2 separate regions of the Mus musculus genome follow, and region 2 is linked to region 1. The links are chromatin contacts, found by Hi-C or POLR2A ChIA-PET in ENCODE. All regions are on one chromosome and are shown on one strand. The core of a region is the stretch at or near the end of the contact, and the rest is flanking DNA. Distances in the headings are between cores, read along the strand shown. Region 1 holds the start of Cspg5 (chondroitin sulfate proteoglycan 5). Region 2 holds the start of Elp6 (elongator acetyltransferase complex subunit 6).

Region 1 (3,281 bases), core at 370-2,869:
CTGCCGCGTTCGGCGCCGCCCCCACTCCGCCCGCCCCGCAGCACGTCGCGTTGACGCCGGCCCCTCTCGGTCTTCCTCGCCAGGGGACAGTCAGACCCCTCTGGCACGGGACGTGGAGAGCGATGCAAGCGCGGCGCGCAGGGGCGGCAGCAGAGCCACTGGGGGAAGCCGACAGGTGCACCGGCGGCAGCCCACGGGGCCCGCTTGCGCTTCCAGTGCTGAGCGCGCTGGGCCGCGGACCTGCGAGGAACCCACCCGCCACGCGCGCGCAGGGGAGGCGGGGACGTCGCGGGCTCCGACACCCGCAGGCTCGGGGCGGGGCTCGGAAGGGCCACAGGGGGCGGAAGCCCGCGCCCCCAGTGTGGAGAGAGCGGAGCCCGGGGCACGGACTGTCCGGTGCCAATCCAGAATTCGGTGTCCAGAAGGTTCTCCAGTCCGACTCTAAGTCTTCTTCCGGAGAGCAGGGAGAACATCGACAGAGCCTGGCAAGGAGGCGAATACTACGGCCTAGGCTCTAATTGGATCAGACCTAATCTGTCCACAGCCAAAGCCATTAGTTTAAATCTTGCACAGCCAGGTCCACCCAACGTGTTATCCGGTCCCCAGTATTTGGACTCCACCTTGCGTTTTCTAAATCCAGGGCGGCCTTCCGCAGGTGACCAGTACTACCCAAACCCAAGTTCCTGGTTAAACCAAGAGGTCTAGATCACTGCCAGGTGCACATGCAACGTGGAGAGAGAGGTCTCTGTTCCTAACCCAGGTTCACTGCTTACTGGGAGACCTGTTGGAAGGGAGGCAGAACTACAGCTTAGTCACCTGGCTTTCCCCGCCTCCAAATAGCCTACATATTGATGTTTTATTATCGACCTAAATGATCATGTTCAGCTCAGTCCAAGGGTTAGTCCAAGGGCGATGCTGGTGTTGATAGTCTTCTGTCAGTGACCAAATATGAACAAGATGGAGGACCATCATTTAATCTGTCTCATACCTGTCTTCTAGTGAGTTGCCTTGGTTCAACACTCCTTTTCTCTCACAAGTATGGTTGCAGCTTAGAGTCCCCTCAAGGCTGACAAAATTCCAGCAGCTAGGCTCTTATATCCTGGCTCGGAGGTGGCTATGTAGGGTCTGTATGACATCTAGAGAGTGGCAACCAGACATACGTGTCCTAGTTTGGAGTTCCAGTCAAGAGGGGGCTTGCTTACCCAGATATAATACCTATTTCTCTCTTCAATTCCTGGGTGGTAGTTGTCAAAAGTGGATGTTGGTGGAAGTTCCTACCACACAGGAGATCCTATGTAAGTCCTTTCATGCTAGGGCATGGTCACAATAAAGTCTTTTCCTACTTATGGTAAAACACTTAAGAGTTAGGGAGAGCACTTGCCTAAAATGAGTGAGACTTCAGGTTCAATTCCTAGTACTGCAAAATAATTGTATTTGCTGGTTATGGTAGCTTATGTCTGTAATCCCTGTCTAGAACCAACTAACCAACCAAATCCTTCTATCTACCCTATTTCCCACCCGTAACTATCCTTTTAAATTCTGTTTTGATCAGTAGAACAAACAAGCGAATGTGAAATATTTCCTTCCTCAACTATCTTCTCCCCTCCCTGCAGAGAAATTCTGCTACCACTTTTTTCAATTTTGTTTAAGTTGTCTGAAACTGAACCCAGGGCCTTGTGCATGCAAGTAAAGTGATGTCAGTGAGCTATATATCCAGCACCAATTTGGTACTAAGCAAGCAAGCAAGCAAGCAAGCAAGCAAGCAAACCAACCAACCTCTGGCCTTCTGCTCCTCCCTAACACTGAGAACAGAGTAATTGGGCAATGCCCATTCTGTGGTGAGAAGAACAAGATTTAGCATCAAATCTGTGTGTCCCCCGAGTTAGTCACTGGCGACTCCAGCATGAAAGGATCTGGCAAGCAGTGTCAAATGTATGGTGTGTGCGTGCATGAAGTGATATGAGAACTAGAACAAGGAAACCACCACTGCCTATCTATAGCTTCCACGTGTCCTCTATTCACATCATGCGCCATCTGGGCGCTACACATGCTTTGTATGGCAATGGCTTCTTCATGCCTCTTTCCTACTGTTTTGGTAATTTGTCTCCAAAGCCAAGCAGAGCCATAAAGACCATTGCCATGACTGCCGTACACACCCTTAAGTGCAGAAAAGACACCTGCTTCACTGATGCTACCACCACTGCTCCCATACCATGACCACACATAATTTGGTCTGGATGGAGAACATCAATTTGACTTTAAATCCTCAGTATAAACACCAACATATTCAAATTTTGGCTTTCCTTTTTAAAAGCTGTATTCATCTGAATATGGAGGCTTCTTATATCACCCTTTAAATTCATGTACACGGGTGTTTTGCTTGCAAGTATCTGCACAACACCCATATCTGGTATCCAAAGAGTCAGAAGAGTCAAGCGCTAGAACTGTTGTTACAAACAGTTCTAAGTCGCTGTTTGTGCACTACAGACCCTCATTTCCTTTCTTGCATTTCAAAAGGAGCAGGATGCAGAGTAGGACAATAGAAGCCTTGTCTCCTTACCCAGCCCAGCATCCACTTTTACCTGGGCATTTAATGCTTCAGCCCCTTGAGACCTTCCCTCATAACCCAGGTTGGCAACAATCTTTACAGACCTGAAGCCAACCTTAAATTCCTAACCCTCCTGTCTCTACCTCCCATGTTCCAGGAGTACAGGTATGCCGCTATGCTGCTATGTCTAGCTGTTACTAATGACCACCACAGAATGATCAAGCTTCTGATCTTAGGCATGGAGACAAGCGATTGCTTTTGTGGGGGGTGGGGTGCAGAATGGGCTACTAGGAATAGGTCTACTCACACCATTCCTGGTAGGAAGGGACGGGCTAAAGGGCTTTTGTGTTGACAAAACTTCCTCACAAAGACTGAGTGTTCTCATTTCAGAAAAGGGTTATCACAAACCTTGGGGTGGTTATTTTGCCAGGCAATGGTTTGTTATTATGATGCAAAGGGATTTTGAATTTATTAACTAACTCTAAAGCCAGGCCAGTTAGGAGAAAACACTCAACTAATGCAGATGACACCTGCTGCCTGGGAAGAGGACTAAGGACTTCTCAGGGACCCTGCAGGTGTTGCAGAATAAGATGACCCTTAGCTGGGTGGCACATGGTCAGTAGATGCAGGAAGATCAGAAGCTGAAGGTTGTCCTGGGATACATGAAGGCAGGGATGCTACAATCCAGATGGCTATCAGAAGTCTGTCAGTGTCAAGGCCAAGCCAGACTCAC
Region 2 (3,281 bases), core at 329-2,828, 61 kb before region 1:
CATGTAGGGAGACTTGAAGTCGGGGCTGGGTGTCTTCTTCAGCCGCTTTCCATTCTTTCCAATTTATCAAGGTAGGGAATCTTAATGACTAGGCAATCTGAACTAATGCAGCCAGCCAGCTTGCCCCAGGGATCCCACCTCTGCCTCTTTAGTGCTGGGATGACAGGTGTCCTCTTGCCTACCTGGCTTTGACGTGGGTTCTTGGAACCCAAATTCCACTTCTATACTTGGTGCCAAGCCCTATATCCACTGTTCTATCCCCTGGCCCAATTCTTGACAAGGCCTCTGATGACAAAGATCTCCCAGTGACTGTGGTTCAGACGGGACTCTTATCACAGCAATCGCTGGAAAGCCCTATGAAGATGGTCTCTGCATTGCCTAACTACCTGCTGTAGTTCTGTAAGTAACAGACAACATTGGGACCAAGGGCTGTCACACACCACCTCAATGCTGTACCAACCTAGGGAAAACCTGTCCAATGCCTCTGGGTTTCAGCTGTGTCCCTCTCCTCCCTCCCCCCAATATAAAATGCCAAATCACACTGCCTGGCCTTGAAACACATTTCCCACCCAAAGTGGTCACTTCCTGCTGTCACTCTGGACCTGGGAAATGCCCTAGCAACTAGAAAAGTAGTCAGAACTGGAGGTCTGAACAGTCAAGAACTGTTAGGCAAATAAAACCCAGAAGGATCGCAGGGCAGTGGTGGCACACGCCTTTGATCCCAGCACTTGGGAGGCAGAGACAGGCAGATTTCTTGAGTTCAAGGCCTAGCCTGGTCTACAGAGTGAGTTCCAGGACAGCCAGAGCTACACAGAGAAACCCTGTCTCAAAAAACAAAAAAAACAAATAAGCAACCAAACAACCAAAATCCACAAGATCTATTTAAAGCTTTCCATATGTGGTGTGTTTGCTGCAAATTACAGAATAAAACAGATATACTCCTGGGAGAGGTAACCCCTAAGTGAAAATGTGAAAGACATTTCGAGGTTCCATGGAGAGTGAGGAGGTTGGGAAAAACAGAGGGGATGGAATATGCTGAGGCCTTTTTGCAACCAGATATCATCAGAACTAGGAAGAGTGCAAGCAGTGTTCCGTGCAACCTGTAAAATGTTCCATGGTGGAAGGAGATTCAGGACAGATAAAAGGATCTCCTCTAGGGCCTGCTCTGCAACCATCTTTGGGCGCCAGTGTGGCACGGAGCACATGGTCCTGGGGCTGGAAGCGAACACGCAAGATAGTCCAGAAACCCATCTTCCAAAGGCCCAGGAATGCGACTGCAGCCTCGGCGAGCCCTCTCCAGACTACAACTCCCAGATGCCCTCGGTTTACGGCAGACGCGCCTACTCCACCGCGCAGCGTCCCGGATGCAATCCTGCACGCTCCCGGGACCTGCCCTCTTCCGGTCCGCACGACATCTTACCTGCTCGGTCTTGTCTGGGGTGGTGCTGAGAAGGTTGTTGAGTTCCGGAAACATCGTGAACTGGGATAAAAATTATGGTTCTACAGAAAGAATGAAGGTCCAAGAACAGCACCCACAAGACCGTGCTCGCGAGCGCGAGAAAGCGCGCATGCGTGATCTCGCTGCCGGACTCGAGTCAGCCAATCAGGCTTGGGGTTGTGATGCTGCTGCTGCTGCTGCGCAAGCGCGTGAGCACGTATGCTCGTAAAGCTGAGCCTTAGAGCGATCTCTCATTCGGGCAATGGACCATTGTGCTGCTCTCAGTAGGTGCGGGTCCACACAGTGCTGGTGCTCCCTCACGATTTAGCACGAGCAGGCGAGCTTTCTCTTTCCGTTGCTCCCCCTCCCTCCGCACCTCCGGGTCTTAGTTGCTCCACGTCTTCCTAGTGTATTGCTCACAAACTTGGGCTAGATACATGGAACACATAGAGAAATGTTTGCAGGATCTTCGCAAAAAGAGAGAACAAACCTTACTAGCACAGAATTACATCCTGAAGAGCTTTTTGTATAAAGCAGAAGCCAGGAGGCCAAAGAGATGGCTCAGGGAATAAACGCTCTTCTTCCTCCCTCTGAAGACCACCCACATTGGGTTGCTCTACTTGTAACTCCAGCTCCAGGGGACCCGACGCCCTCTTCTGGGCTCTGCAGCACATGCACACACAATATACACAAAAAAATTTAAGGGGACTCAGAAGATTTTAGAGGACCCTAATTTGATTCTCATTATCCACTTGGCAACTTATAACCCTCTGTAACTACAGTCCCAGGGAATCTGATAGCCTCTTCTGGCCTCCAAGGGTACCAAGCATAGAAGTGGTGCACCTATACATACCATCAAAACGTATGCATAGTTTTATTTTAAATAAGCAAGGCCCTCCTCGGCCTTCTGCTAAAACAATAAAAGAACAAAAAAGAAAAGTCAGAGGGATACAGGTCAGTTGAAGAGTTCTTTCCTAGCATCAAAAACAACATAAAAAGCATGCTGCCAACATCTGTGATCTCAGCTGTCAGGAGGCTTAGGCAGGAGGGTTGCCAGCAAGTCTGAGCTTTGTGAAACTACCTCTAAAAAATAAAAATAATGGAACTGGGCGTTATGGGGCACACCTTTAATCCTAGTGTTCAGGAGGCAGAGGCAGGCAGATCTCTGGCAGTATGAGGCCATCCTGGTCTACAAAGTGAATCCAGGCTAGCCAGGCGAACACAGAAACCCCATCTCGAAAAAACAAGCAAGCAAACAAACAAAAAAGAGGAGGAGGAGGAAGAAGAGGAAGAAAGAAATATAAGCTAGTGGTGGTGGCACATACCTTTAATTTCAGCACTTAAGAAACAGAAGCAGGGCTGGTGAGATGGCTCAGTGGGTAAGAGCACCCGACTGCTCTTCTGAAGGTCCAGAGTTCAAATCCCAGCAACCACATGGTGGCTCACAACCATCTATAACAAGATCTGACTCCCTCTTCTGGTGTGTCTGAAGACAGCTACAGTGTACTTACATATAATAATAAATAAATCTTTAAAAAAAAAAAAAGAAACAGAAGCAGTCAGATCTCTGAATTCGAGACCAGCCTGATCTACAGATCAAATTCTAGGACAGCCAGATCTATACAGAAAAACAAAAACAAAACAAAACAAAAACACAACAAATAAACAAGTAAATGAAATAATGAAATATACAGAGGTTATATACAGAAACATACAGTTATGTAAAAACAATGAAAAAAAATCGGCCATGAATGTGAAAGAGAGCCAGGAGAGGGATATGGAGGGAGAAACGGGAAGGGGGATGGTATAATTATAAACTCAAAAGGCATAATTAGAAAGGAAT

Evidence for each region. A loop is a pair of places that touch in the nucleus more often than their neighbours do. ChIA-PET counts read pairs that join two places held with the same protein, here RNA polymerase II (POLR2A).
Region 2: a loop to region 1 is called in a map of T-helper 1 cell, with 2.0 times the contacts of the local background. The contact joins the promoter of Elp6 here to the promoter of Cspg5 in region 1. A Hi-C loop is called at or near these places in 10 of 37 maps with a recorded cell type or tissue (Patski, T-helper 1 cell, adrenal gland and 4 more). POLR2A ChIA-PET finds 5 or more read pairs at or near these places in 3 of 5 experiments (Patski and embryonic stem cell).

The regions. Positions count from the first base shown.
Region 1 is chr9:110,242,121-110,245,401 of GRCm38, reverse strand. It overlaps Cspg5 (chondroitin sulfate proteoglycan 5), which reads right to left and starts at 1,619. Exons shown (of 5, transcript NM_013884.3): 1 at 1-1,619.
Region 2 is chr9:110,303,489-110,306,769 of GRCm38, reverse strand. It overlaps Elp6 (elongator acetyltransferase complex subunit 6), which reads right to left and starts at 1,578. Exons shown (of 7, transcript NM_001081381.1): 1 at 1,421-1,578. The coding sequence starts at 1,474.